Linked DNA regions of Mus musculus: region 1 is linked to region 2. The links are chromatin loops, found by intact Hi-C in ENCODE. Cell type or tissue: left cerebral cortex. All regions are shown on one strand. Each heading gives the region's core, and the rest is flanking DNA. Links, peaks and the distances in the headings are about the cores only. Region 1 holds the start of Gm36568 (a long non-coding RNA gene). Region 2 holds the start of Kcnf1 (potassium voltage-gated channel, subfamily F, member 1).

What was found. Hi-C counts contacts between places; a loop is a spot of excess contacts. Peaks named below come from ENCODE experiments on the same cell type or tissue, not always from the same donor. Only the 100,000 strongest peaks of a DNase experiment are listed, where the experiment ranks them.
Region 1: it touches region 2 in a loop (3-fold over the local background); 4 of 42 quality-filtered maps call a loop at or near these places.

The regions. Positions count from the first base shown.
Region 1 is chr12:17,226,768-17,234,127 of GRCm38, forward strand. It overlaps Gm36568 (a long non-coding RNA gene), which reads right to left and starts at 1,286. Exons shown (of 3, transcript XR_381307.1): 1 at 1,144-1,286; 2 at 861-899. It also overlaps the pseudogene Gm10054. In left cerebral cortex, for the core only: no CTCF peak of the experiment used is centred there; DNase peaks (open chromatin) are centred at 4,102 and 4,476; H3K27ac peaks cover 1,053 bases.
Region 2 is chr12:17,172,507-17,179,866 of GRCm38, forward strand. Kcnf1 (potassium voltage-gated channel, subfamily F, member 1) reads right to left here and starts at 4,382. Exons shown (of 1, transcript NM_201531.4): 1 at 1-4,382. The coding sequence starts at 3,712. The coding sequence ends at 2,195. In left cerebral cortex, for the core only: a CTCF peak has its summit at 4,125 (motif pointing left); DNase peaks (open chromatin) are centred at 3,116, 3,186, 3,613 and 4,109; H3K4me3 peaks cover 1,852 bases; H3K27ac peaks cover 2,031 bases.

The DNA of each region.
Region 1 (7,360 bases), core at 3,143-5,642, 55 kb after region 2:
CCCAAAGCTTACTTAACAAACACTTGTGGATGTCAGTGTAAGAGAAGCAAGAACTCCCTTCATACATCCTTCCAAACCACTGCTGGAATTATTTCCACATTGCAAAGGGGTTTCATATGGAAGAACTCCCAACGCAAGCCCAGCCCTGAAGATGTGATATGAAGGACGCTGCCATACTTCTGCAAAGCAGAATCCTGGGAACTTCCCAACAAACATTACTGAGTCCCTTGCGATGGGGTCCAGGCCTCCCACTGCTAAGCATTTGGAGAACCAGCCTGATTCTCAGTGACCTTTCCATGCCCCCTAGACTTGGGGAAGAGTGTGAGGAACATACAGCCAGCACCAACAGGCTTGTGGCCCAAGGCAAAGTGAAGGACATACTGGATAGAACTCTGGTGCGCTGCAGGAGGCCACAAGTGCAAGAGCAGGGACCCAACAATACGGTTAGAGAAAGGAAACCTGACTTCAAAGCCATCTCCTCCTTCACTTAGCACGACCAGCAGTGCTCCTCCTCGTGACCATCACATAGGTGACATCACTCACAAAAGGAACCCTTGCCAGGGTAGGAAGTTGTTCTTGGTGATGACTTTCTACAGAGAAATGCCAGGTCCACAAAGATCGGCTCCCACCTCCTTTGGCTGGGGCCAGTCACCTGTGTACTAGCCAGAGGAGAGGATTTATCATTATAGCAAGTCCGTCTTCACCCCTGGGCTAGGGAAGGCCGTAAAAGTCATCCACCCCTCTACATCTGTAAAACCTTCAGCCAGCTTTCGAGTCTAGAAGATGGAGATGGTACCCACTGACAAGAAGAGTCTAAAGGTTGGGATGGTACCGACAAGCAAGACCTCAATATAGCCTACCTTAGCCACAGGGTTGACTAGATTCAGCACTTCCTCCACCTGTGAATAAAAAGACAGACAGAGTTGGGAGAAGGCAGCATTCTGGCCAGTAATCTCAGAGGGTCTGGTGTTTTGAGTTTGTTGTTGTTGTTGTTGTGATGGTGGTGGTGGTGGTGGTGGTGGTGGTAGTGGTTGTAGTTGCTGCTGCCATTTCACTTCTGAGACCTGCCAATCACCTGAGCAAGTCCTTTCTCTCTCCCTGAGCTTATGCTGGTCTCCTGGGGTGGAGACTGTAATTCTTCACCTGCTCAAACTCGGCTGAGGAAGGGCAGCATCCATAGTGTATAACCTTAAGCGATGTAAAGGGACCCCTTGCCCTTCTCCTCAAAACATGTAAAAATGATTGTGTTGTGGATACAGATCCCTGGCTGGCACCAATGGAGGCTATTTTGGGAGGCGTGGTTACTAAGAAACAGTAGGCTCTGGTTGCCTTGGCAACTATGGGTAAGATGGAAGCATGGTACACCAGCCTTCTGTATTCTATCCTTGTCTCTTCACAAAGTGGGCTGTCTGGTGATTCATATATGAGCAAAAGTGTCTCCCAGCAGGGCATTAGCCTGGCTAGCCTGCTCCTGGCCAAAGGGTCCAGATGGGCTCTAGAAGAACATAGTTCCTCAATCCTACAGTCACCGTGAGAAAGTCCAAGACAGCCTCCCAGGGAGGCTGCTTTCTGCTTCTCTCCTTGGGATGGCCCTGATATAATGATGCAAATACCATATGCAGAAATAAGGGCTAGCTGATAGAGCAGCGGCTCTAATGCTCCCTAATGCTGCAGACCTTTAATACAGCTCTTCATGTTGTGGGAACCTCAACCATAAAATTATTTCATTGTTACCTCATAAGTGTAACTTTGATAGTTATAGATTGTAGTATAAATATCTGATATGCAGGATATCTGAGATGCAATCCCCAAAATGCCAAAACCCACAGGTTGAGAACCACAGCAATAGATCAAGTAGGAACAGTTACATGAGGTGGACCAAGGACCCCTAGTGGCAATGTGCCCTTCCAAATTCAAGTGATTGGACCTCCATTTGCATTGAGTAGATGGAAATGATATTAATAGGTATACATAGCAGGTATGGCTATACACCTGGATATGTCTATCTGTTTCATGGGTCTGTTGTAAAGGCAAATGAGAGATTATACACTATTCCCACCAAAACAGGAAAATAGATTTCTCTAAAGGAATGATAGTTCCAACTAAGATTTCTCCTTCTCTTCTCTCTCTATACAAATGCACACACATGTGCCCATGCACTAAGGCTAAGACAAAGTTTTTGAGTTTCAGATCAGCTTGTGGAAGGCCCTGTCCCAAAGAAAAATGGGGGGGTGATGAACAACAGACAGACTCGGGCACAAATGGCAGTTCTATTCTTTGTCTCCAGTGAGTCTTCTTGCACATGCCCACTTAGGAGCCTGCATCCTGATTTTATAAAGAAAGCCTCTTTTGTCCTACAAGGAGCACTCTTCAGATAGGATATGAGGGAGCTGAGGGAGCTGGCTGAGAGAGCTCAGAGTCTAGGATGGAGAAGAGGTAGTTCTGGGGAGCTATTACCCAGCCCAACGCTACATGCTGCCATGAGACATCTTGGCCAGAGTACTGTCCCTCAGACAAGGCCTCCTGGACATGAAGTTCTCAGCTTCTCTGCCCACTCCCTTTTAACTAGAACCACATAAACGTTTCCCTTGTAAAAACTTGGTCACAGTCAAGCAGGTCCTTCCTGCTGAGTGGGGCCCCAAATTCTCTTCTTAGGGACAGTGGCAGAAGCTAAGCTTTGCCATAGTCCTGTCTCACACTGATCTACCTCCACTGCAGTAATCCCTATATTAGAAATATCCCTGCTTCTATTTTAAAAGAGTATTCTATATTCTATATTATGGGATCAGCTAGGTAAGAAAGGGCATCTCAAGGTTTTGATGGTGTCAGATTTAACACACAGGCTTTGCTGATCTTAATCGATCCACTTTATAATCAAGCAAACAATAGCAGCACACATCATTTTGTTAATCCTACTACAAAATAGATCCCAGCACTTGAGGAGCTAAGACAGAAAGATGTCACAAGTTGGAAGACAGCCTGGGCCACATAATGAGCACCAGGCCATCTTAGGCTATAAAGTGAGATCTCGTCTTAAACAAAAGGTGGGTTTGTAAATATGGCTTGATGGTTAAGAGCATTTACTGCTCTTCCAGGGGACCAGAGTTTGATTTCCAGAATATACTTCAAACTTCTATATGCGCAAGAGCATACACACACACACACACACACACACACACACACACACACACACAGACAGACAGAGACAGACAGAGACAGAGACACAGAGAAACAGAGAGAGACAGAGAGAGAGCATATATAGACAAACACATACACATAAATAAAAATAAATATTTTAAAGGAAGGTATGGAACAAAGGAAGGAAGGAAGGAAGGAAGGAAGGAAGGAAGGAAAGAAGGAAGGGAGGGAGGGAGGGAGGGAGGGAGGGAGGGAGGGAGGGAGGGAGGGAGGGAGGGAGGGAGGGAGGGAGGATTACAGACATGGACCAGAGCCTGGAGGGCACCCACTGAAATGTCAAGGTTCTTGTGTACCAGAAAAAAAGCTCTGGACTAAGGACACATGGATAATGATGGATCTTAAAGGCTAACTAAGAAAGAGAAATACTACACACACATTTGTATGAAATGTATATATGCGCGCACACACACACACAGAGAGATTTTTTTTAAAGAGATAAAGAGAAATAAACTCCTGACAGTGGAAGTGGGCCAGAGGGCTGGGAAAGGCCTGAGGCTCACAGGCCTGGACCATGGGTGGCCATGGGTCTCTGTCCTTTCAGGACATTCCCAATGACACCAGCCATTATTCTTCATGTGCTGTTTGGTTATATGGAGCCCATGGTTAGAAGAACCCCCCGCTGTCCTCTGACACTAGGACACTTCCCACTAGTCCTCTGACTCTGTTGCTCTTGATGCCTCTCTCATACATCAAAAGGAAAGGAAGTGGGAAGAGGAAGGGGAGGCAGAGGGGGGGACGGAGAGGATGCTCCAGTCAGACTTGCACTGGAGGGAAGTATGCACCAGAAGGTTGCAAGCCTTGGTTGGCAAGGCCTGTGGTAATGAACATGGCCAGGACACGAACCAAGCTCTTTAGCCACAAATCCTCACTGCCCTCTTCTTCTGCTGGCTCTACCCCAGGGTCAGGGCGGCAGCAGTGACTCAGACTTTAGCAGGAGGGATACTGCGGATGCTATCATAGCCTGTAATTACAAGCTGGAACAGCTATGACTTCAATACCATATTTAATTTTTTGTGCAAATACTTGGCTTTTTCATTGCATCTGAATAAAAATGCCCATTACCCTAACCAGATACCTAGAATTAGAAAATAAGACATTTTTTTAAAGACTTGAAACATCTACCGGTGTATAATTACTCACTGCCTACAGACTATACTTTTAAAAATAGTCGCAAGGAGCATGAATAATTGAGCTGGCACAAGTGCTCCTACATTAGAGCAGCATTGTGTCTCAGTCCCACAATTAACAAATTCCCTTCTTGACTGAGGCTGGAATGCCCATAGAGAGTAGCTGGATCCCAGGATCCACCACAGAACAAGGTAAATGGAAGCAGAGTTTGATTCAATAGCACGCAGGAGCTGGCAGCATAAAAGCACCGTCCTGGACCATCCACAAGGTAGCGTGTGAGTTAGGGGAAGCACACTGAAGGGTGCAGGCAGTCACCCCCTTGAAGCAACATGAGAAATTTTAAGGGAAGAGAAACCCTAGGACCAAAACAAACAGCAAGAGTGAAGCAGAGGCTGCCTCCGGTGGCATCCGAAGCTGTGTCTCAGGCAGCCAAGAAGACAAAGCTAGCCCGTTCCCACAGCCCAGAACACTCCTAACACTGGACAGGGGCTCAGACCAAAGGCGTGACCAGAATGGGGTGGGACTAGGAATGTGGCTCAGTTAAAGTGCTGCCATCCAAGCCTGAGGACTTAAATTTGGTGTGGTGGCACACATTGTAATCCGACCCAGGGAAGCGAAGACAGGCAGATCCCTGGGGTCTGCTTGCCAAACTGCCTAACTTAACCTCTGAGCACCAGGCCAGTAGGAGACTATGATATCCTGAGGACCTCTGGCGCGCGCGCGCGCGCACGCGCACACACACACACACACACACACACACACACACACGGAAGATTAAAACTGATTTAAGTTGGGTCTTTCACATATAGAAAACACAATAAGCATTAAGTAACAGCCACAGCAGCCACAGCTGACAGAAACATCAAAGTAAGGTCTCTGCAGGCAGAGAATTCAGACAATCCACTGGTGTTTCCGTTAAACAGTCCACCAACTGTTCTTTCTGAAAATCTTGGGGGAGAACCATCAAATCTGTGCTGGGGAGTCTGGAAAATAAAACTACGTAAATGACCAGAGAGCAGCACCAAGGTGTGTTATGATGAAGGCTGATGGTGGTTTCAACTCTGATGTTGGGGTAACGGACTAGGATGCTACAGCCTAAAGGATAACCAATGAGAAACAGCAAAGAGGGGCAGAGGAGTGCCCTCTCTCTCTCTCTCTCTCTCTCTCTCTTTGGTTTTCGAGACAGGGTTTCTCTGTATAGCTCTGGCTGTCCTGGAACTCACTTTATAGACCAGGCTGGCCTCGAACTCAGAAATCCTCTGCCTCCTGAGTGCTGGGATTAAAGGCGTGCACCACCACACCTGACTTCCTCATTTATTTTTATTTTATGTGTGTGGGTGTTTTGGCTGCATGCTCATGTACAGGCCACAGAGGCTGGAAGAGGGCACTAGATCATACGGATCTGTAGTTAAAGACATTTGATAGCCAGCGTTTAGGCACTAGGAATCAAACCCAGGTTCTCTAGAAGAGCAAGGAATGATTTTAACCACTGAGCCACCTCTCCTGCCCAAGGGAAAAGGAGTCTCTTAATTCCTGTCTCTTGCTTCTATGAGCCTTTGTTCAGTCAGGCTGCTGCGTCTAGAATCTGAAATAATAGCAAATAAAAGCAGGGACCTTTCTGGGATCCAACAAAAACAGGTGATGACAGAGACACCCCCCTGACACACACACACACACACACACACACACACATACCCCAAGGTGTACTGAATTCTGAAAGGATGGCTGTCCCAAGTTTTCTCTTCCCTGAGGGGGTCAGTGGAACAGCCTTTATCAGAGCAGGCATCATGCAGGAAGATGGCACACAGGAAAGGCCCCCCTAGTCCAGTCTCATCTGGGTGCCCTCTCTATAGCACTCTCTGACCAGCAAAGGCCCCACCCTGGACTCTTCCTACCAACCTGAGCTGCCCTTACATAGAATAGCCGACATCCTTACAGAGCCTGAGCTCACAGGTCAAAGCAACCAGAGTTCCAAAGAGGATAGCTCCCAAACCAAGAGAGCCTGTGGACATTATTCACTGGGGAAGCAGATGTGTTGGAAGACCACATGTAGCCAAGAAGATGAAGCCAGGTGTGGGACTGTCCACTTGTAAGCCCAGCCTTAGGAGTCTAGTGCAGGAAGAGAGTGACTAGAAACCCAACCTGGGGTTCAGTATGAGGCTCTACCTCAAAACTGAAAACAGGTTAATCAATGCCAAACTCTCAGTCCTGAAAACACATCCAAACAACATTATAGATGCAGAACAGGTTATATTTAAGAATACATCTGTATAGACATATATGTGCATGCAAAAATCCATGAAAAAAAGACCATGAATTTGATGGCAAGCAAGGAAGGTTAATATGTAAGCATTTAGAGGAAGGAAGTGAGAGAAAGAGAGAGATGTTATAATCATATTATTAATATAATAATTATTGTAGTTATTAAATAATTAATTGTAAATTATATACTCAAAATAAAGATAAAATACTGGGAAAATGATAATGCATAAAAATCGGGGCCCGTGGCGCCGGCAAGATGGGCAAGTGTCGTGGTCTCCGAACTGCCCGGAAGCTCCGCAGTCACCGACGGGATCAGAAGTGGCATGACAAACAGTACAAGAAAGCCCACTTGGGCACAGCCCTGAAGGCCAATCCGTTTGGGGTGCCTCTCATGCAAAGGGAATTGTGCTGGAAAAAGTAGGGGTTGAGGCCAAACAGCCAAATTCTGCCATCAGGAAGTGCGTCAGGGTGCAGCTCATTAAGAACGGCAAGAAGATCACAGCGTTCCTGCCCAATGATGGCTGCCTGAACTTCATTGAGGAAAATGATGAAGATCTGGTTGCTGGATTTGGTCGAAAAGGTCATGCTGTAGGTGATATTCCTGGAGTCCGCTTTAAGGTGGTTAAAGTAGCCAATGTTTCTCTGTTGGCTCTGTACAAAGGCAAGAAAGAAAGGCCAAGATCATAAAATTTGACAATGAAAAACAGTAATAAATTTTCATATTCTGAAAAAAATCAAGGAAGAATTAAGAATTATTTGTGAGAGTATGAAA
Region 2 (7,360 bases), core at 2,824-5,323:
CAAAACTCCACACCCAACCCCTGTTGGTTCTAAGGTACAAGTTTTCAAGTACTTGAAACCCAGATATTTCCTAGGGACTGTCCTGGCTCTCAGAACATCTGGACCACTCCTCTGTGACAAAGCATATCACTGTGTAAGGATCACTATCAGTCACTCAGTCCCCCTGGGACCAGTGGATCCTAGACTATGGAGATCTCACAGATGGCTCACTTCTCTGGGCTTGGTCTTCTATTCCTGAACGAGCAGCAAAAAGATACTTTGGATCTCTGAGTATTCTTCCCTGTAATTCCCCACCTCGATCTCCAGTACCACTACCCCAGAAGTCAGGGAACAGGAAGATAGCCTTCTGTCCCAAGGTCACTCAGCTCTCTGTAAATCTTGGGCTTCTCCCACTCTCTGGGGCTATGAGGATGGTACCCCATATTCTAGCTTCCCAAGGATTCTGCATAGAGGGGACAAACAAAGACAAGCCAACCTTTCGGCAAATCTCCTGAGCTCCAAGAACAAACAATACCCTGGTAGTCCCTGTCCTCCCTTATCTAGAGTCTCTACTTCCTCAGACCCCAACTTCTTCCTCTGCCTTTAATATCTCCAGGACCTGGTGTCAGCCTGGAGAAATGTGAAGAGGAGGCATACGTTTGGAGGAACCAGTGCCTTAGCCAGCTAGAAGTGCTAAAGACCTTCAGGTTCCTAAGTGAGAGGGCTGGGCAGACATGGGGCAATCCCTGTGTCCCCTAGGATGGCCATTGATGTTGCTGCTACATGGGCCATCTACCCCAGGTCTGAGTATCTTAACAATGAAGCCATGAAGTAAGCCTGCACCCTGAAGATAGAACCTCGACTCTTAAGACTTCTCCCTCCGAATGACAACCTCCTTCCTCATAGAAACACTGCCATAAGAATCAGAAGCTCAAACCTTGGAAATTCTGGAGAGGCAGACTTAGAAGGTGCCCTGAAAAATAAGCCCTCCTCATACTTCTGGGAAAATCTGTGCTCAGGGAAGAGAAAAGAGCCAACCAGAATAGAAGCAGATGGAAGATACCTCTATCCCTCCCTTTTTACCCTCTACCTCCTACTCCACCACAGTGTTCCTTCCTTGGTGCCCCCACAGCTGGGGTAGGGTGCTGGGGTGAAGAACAAGGCTCTACGGCTCCTAGAAGGTAGAAAACCATAAAGGGTTAGGCCCACTGGCCCAGCTTAGCCTTTGGCCAAGAGCAGCACTATAGTGTCGTGCCCGTCCTTTAACTGCCCTTGTGCCCAGCCAGCCCAGACCAGCAGAGACCCCAGTGGGCAGGTGTGCAACTCACTGCTTCCCCTTCAATAAATGACTGAGCCATCCTAATGCCAGGAGCTGAACTAAGAACTGTGATTCTCTGAGGTCCCCCTGATACACAAATATCTGAGGAATTTGGACCCTCCCTTGTAAGACTCCCAAAAGGCCTCTGCCCCAATACAGCCTGTTGTTGGAGAGACCACATGGGAACAATCAAAACCAGAGTTGAATTTCTCCTCTGTTGTGACCCTGAGCCTCAGTTTTTTTACCTGTAAAATGGGGGTGCCAGTCTATCAGAGTAGCTGGAAAGGAAAAAGGGGGTGTGGAAAGGGCTACTCCACAGATGATAACTGTGAGTTAGCTGCCCCACCAATGGGCTCTGTCACCTCTCCTTCCTCCCCAAACCTCAGGGAGCCAGCTTTCCCACAGAAGGAAGCAGGAGAGTGTCTCCTGGAATGTGGCAAGGCGCCTTGGAGCTGAACCTTGCCTTGCAGCCCTTCTTTAATTAGCTCTCAACTAAAAATAGCTACCCCCCACTCCCTCTGGAGCTGCACACCTCCTTCCTGGCCTGGCACTAGGGTGTGCAGTAGTCACTCTTGGGGTAACCAGCCTGAGACAACCCACAGCACGGAGGGTATGCTGAACAGGAGGTTTTATTGAGGGGGACACAAAAGCAGATGTGAGCTCATGCCAGGCCATCTGATAGCCCAAAGTGGCCCTGTGGCTCCTGCACTCCCCAGGTCCCCTGTACCTGGACAGCTGGCACCCAAGGAGTCTTACCCAGTCTTGGCAAAGGTCTGCTCAGGGGAGGGCTGGAAGACACAAGCAGCTCCTCTGAAACCACAGACGTGCCTACTGACATGTCTACCCAATGGTTTGTCCATCCACAGCCCAGTCCGTCCCTGCCAGGGAGTCCAGCTCTCACTTGCAACTCTGTAGGCGGGTCCTATGATGCTTCTCCTCTGTCAGCAGGGGAATGAAGGTATCGCTGTGTGAGAGCTTCAGCCGGCTACCCCAGCTTGGCCCCTCCCTGGCAGCAGGCTCTGGGGGCAGGGTGTCCAGGTCGCTGCGAGAACCCCCGGGCTTGCCTTCTGCACTGCTGGAGTTGAGCTCCATCAGCTCCAGCTCATGCTTGGCTGCCGTCTCCAGGACACGTTGTTTGTTGTAGTACCTGACAAAGTTGTTAATGATGGGGTGAATGGGCAGGGCAATGGCAATTACCCCACACAAGAAGCTGATGGCTGCGTTGAGCTTGCCCAGAGTGGTCTTGGGGTAGATGTCACCATAGCCCACTGTGGTCATGGTGATGATAGCCCACCAGAAGGACTGGGGGATGCTCTTGAACAGAGTTTCAGGATGGCTCTGCTCCATGGTGTAGCCCAGTGCGGAAAAGACGAAGATGCCCACGGCCAGATACATAAGCAATAGCCCCAGTTCCTTGAAACTGCGCTTGAGGGCGTAGGTGAGGGTCTGCAGGCCGGAGGAGTGGCGGGCCAGTTTGAAGATGCGTGCGATGCGCATGATCCTCAGGGCCTGCACTGCCTGCTGTACGTTGGTCAGCTCCATCATTCTTGCGCCCAGGTGCGTGAGTGTGAGGCTCACATAGAAGGGGAGAATGGCCAGCACATCCACGATGTTCATGAAGGACAGGGCAAAGTGAAGCTTGTTGGGCGATGAGAAGAGGCGCAGCAGGTACTCCAGAGTGAACCAGCCGATGCAAGCCGTCTCTACGTTCTCCAGCGTTGGGTGCTCCACGCGGTTGCCTTCGGAGTCCACCACTTGCAGCTCGGGTATGGTACCCATGCACATGACCACGGAGGAGACAAGGATGAGCAGGAAGGATAGAACCGCCACCACCCGCGCAGGGCATGAAGACTCCGGCTTCTCTAGGAACTTCCAGACACACTTCTGGCAGCGGCGCCAGCGGCCCTCAGCAGCGTCAACACCCAGGTCGTCCAAGATGAGCTGCACCCTGCGCGCGATCTCCTCCAGCTCCTCGCGCTTCTCGCTCAGATGGCTCTTGCAACAGTCATCCAGGAATTTGAGGTCCACCTTCCAGAAGTCCATCTCGTTCTTGAAGCAGATGGGGCAAATGCCCTTCTTCATGTGGACCTCCCCGAAATAGTATACCTCAATGACACACTTGAACGCGTCTGGGTCCCGGTCAAAGTAGAATTCGCGCTTGCCCGGATCGTAATCGTCGCACAGAGAGAAGATGGTGTCGTAGCCCCCCGCCAAACAGTTGATGAGCTCTGCCAACCGGGTCTCAGGGTACTGGCTGAGCAGGTCTCCGTAGAGCACCTGCCGCACGCCCCCCACATTTACCACGATCTCAATGTCTTCGCCTGCCACGGAGTCCTGGCTGCCTGGCTCCGGGAGGCTTTGCTCAGCAGATGCGTCCATGCTCCCCGCGGGTTCGCTTGCAAGCCCCGGTTCCATGAGCCCTGCCGCAGCCGCTGCCAATGCGAGGCCCTAGGGGACAACAACCACCTGCCGGAAAAGGCACTCACAGCGGGCGGAGGCAGGCTGGGGCGCGCCGCAAGGGAGCCATGCACCCAGTGGCGGGGCTGCACGCGGGCATCCAGGAGCGCTGGCGGGGGACTCTGCGGCCGGTGGCCTCCGGTGACACTCACCCACGGGCTCCTTCAGCTCGGTCCGGGACAGGACTTGGTTCTTCTCGTAGGCAGCGTCCTCCTTCCCCGGTTGAGCGGCAGAGGTGGGTCAGCCCGAGAGCTGCGCGATCCGGGCTGTATAGAGAGCTAACTTGGAGTGGCTTTGCCGGAGCGGGTCCGAAACACAATAGGAATTCCAGCCTGACGTCAAACGCTTTGCTACTGTACCCTCTTCTGGTGAGATTTCGCACCGCACGCGCTGCAGCTGCCCAGGAATGAGTTAACCCTTGGGCAGACCTGCACAGCTGCCGCCGCCCTGCCACCGGCGCCACCCGCTGAGTCTGAGGGCTCAGAGGTTAAGATCCAGAGCTTTAAGGCCAGCCCGGCTCAGGCTGCCAAATCCCTCCTGCCCAGCTAGGTGAGAGAGGAAAGAGAACCTCTGTTGCTTACCAAGTCCCTCAAGGGGCAGCCGCGCACTCCTTGGGCACACTCCTTCTGTCCTAGGCTTCGGTAGGCCCTGGATAAGTCCTTGACACTCCTAAGCACTGCCCTGCTGGTGGTGGTGTGACCTTGTACCACAACTTGTCCCAGCCTTCACAATAAAGAGGAAATTGCTTCAGGTCACAAGATGAAAAGGGAGGAAAGCTTAGCCATCACTTCACCCAGGGTTCTCCTGCTAGCCTAGCTGCTAGCTTCCAGCAGGACAACATCATCACCATTAGCTCCCAGAGCCTTGGATTCCTATGACCCCTGTGCCCATAACCCCCTCTACTTTGAGAGAAATCAGTTCTTCCAGTTGGATGCCCCTATATTCCCTCTCATCTTTCCTGAGGCAGAGAACATCTCTGGTTCAAATCCAGGTTCTTGACCATCGGGGTTATCAACCCTGGATCTAGCTATGGCCTGGAATTGGATTTAAAAACATAAGCTGGGCCGAGATGTAGCTCAGTTTGGTAGAGTCCTTTGCCTAGCATGCATAAGGCCCTGTGTTTGTTATCCCGTACCACATAAACTGGGCTTGGGATGTGGGGGTGGGGGTGAGGTGGGGGTGAGGTCTATGATCCAAGCTTTCCCTCACTTAGGAAAGGAGGGCAAGGTCAGAAGTTCAAGGTTATCCTCTAGAGGTGGAAGCTATCCTAGGCTAGGGATTCTCTCATACACACACACACTGACACACACACACACACACACACACACACACACACACACACACAGTTGGAGAGATGAACAGGAAGAGCCAGTAAGAGGGGTGAATAGGACAGTTAAGCTATTCTGTTTGATTGTGTGGTGGCAAACATGTCATTCACACTTGTCAAAACCCACAGGATGCACAAAAGCAAGAGGGGGTCCTAAAGGACACTTTGGCCATGTGGGTAATGACAGATGCTCCATTCCTGGAATTTCCTCCACTGTGACAAGCATTTCACTCCTACAGGGATGTTGACAGTAGAGGGAGGGGGTACTGATTGTGGGGGAAGCTGTAGAGACAAGGGTCTGGGAAACTGCATTTTTCTGTACAAATTTTCTGTGACTCTAAAACTGCTTGTTGAAAAAGACCATTAAAATGTGTTCTGTAAGCTGGATTTCTTAGCCGCTCAAGACCATGCCTGTTTATGAATCATGAAACTGGTATACTGGGCCACTAGCAGTATTTTCTTTAATGGGGTGATATAAAAGTCAGATGCAGTAGAATACAGTACACAAATTTTTATTAGGGAAATATTTTAACAATTTTGATTTTATTTCCATTTAGCACCTCTCCATGGTGTGTTACTCTGAATAGGAAATTGAGGATGAGAAAGGTTGAATGGCAATAACAGTGAACACTAATATAAGAGCACTGTACCCCTAGCACTCTGGGTGCCATGTGTGTGTGTGTGTGTGTAAATATATATACATTATATGTGTGTATATGTATATATACACATATGTGTATATATATGTGTGTGTGTATATGTATATATACATATACATACATACATATATATATATATTTTTACTCAGTTACCAGCTGCTCTCTGAGAAAATAAGGTATCAAGTAACTGCCACCATCACCCACTGCACTTGGGATTTAGTCTGCTAGGCTCCAAGGCCCCTTTCCTTGGTAGGCAACCAGCCCACCATCTCCACACCCTTGGGTCCATATTGTCTGTGCTAGTGCTCCTTGCCCTGTCCTGTTCTTCTACATACCAGCAGAGTCCAGTGCAAAGAGCATCTAAGTCTGAGCTTTATGGGCTTAAAAAAGCCATCCTTGCTCACATGTTCAAATATTTACTGAGGTTCTGTGCATGTATACATGCCACACCCACCCTAGGTAAGCATAGAATTCATAATCTACTGGAGAGATAGATAGATATGTATATTTATATATACACATATATAATACACACATATATATAATACACATAGATATATATCTACATATACATATAGATAGATATATAATAAGTATAGTTAGGGCATAACAAGAGAGGGAAGAATTATGGGGTGATGCTTCCTGAATTCCCCCAAAAGTGATGCATAAAAATTGGATATGGTAGAGACAGGAGGATTAGGGGTCCAAGGCTATCCTTGGCTGCATAGTGAAATTGAAGCTGGCCTGGGGTACAATGCACCTTGTCTCAAAAACAGACAAAGCTGACACTGTCCACAGTGTTCCCGTGGTTTGATATCACAGTGCTGATGGAACCTCAGCCACCACCCCAGGTACCATCACTGTGTGGGGGTGTTTTAAGCATGTAAGATCTGTAGACACCTCTCCAGCACGGAAGAGGTTAGGTGTTAAAATTATTCTCCAGGAAACCCCAAGAAAAGGGCACAGGCAGGACAACTACAGGCTTGACCAAACAGGGCTGGGAACAAGAAGAAAGTGGGAGCCTTCCTTGGGGTCTCCAGAGGGAAATCTAGGCATGGCAGAAGCAAGAACTTAGGCCTAGAAAGCCGGAGTCCTGACAGGCTCTGTTTAAGGGCGGTCTCCATTGTTTTGGTATCTGGGACTGGGATGATTTAGGGCAGGGGAAATACCTGTCCTACGCCAATTTGGCCAAATATGCCAATGCTGTGAGGATTTACTTAGGGGGAGGGTAGGTTAGAGCCTGGGACTGAGTTGGTCATCCCCACTGGAGAGTGGACTAGCCCTGCAGGGACAAGTCTCTTCTCAGGCTTTGTGGTCACAGATGCCATAGCAGAGGCCATGGAAGAATGCTGCTCAATGGCTTGCTCTCCATGGCTTCCTCAGGTTCCTTTTTACACAACCCACAGTGGACTGGGCCCTTCTACACTAATAACGATTAATAATAATAATAAAAAGTCCCTGCAGACTTGCCTACAGGTTAACCTGGTGGAGACATTTTCTCAGTTGAGGTCCCTTCTTCCCTGATGATCCTGGCTTGTAGAGTCAACAATAACAATAACTTGCATGGTGGATAAAGTGGCTCTCCTTGCAGCACTTGCTCAGCATCAAGTGCAAGGTTCA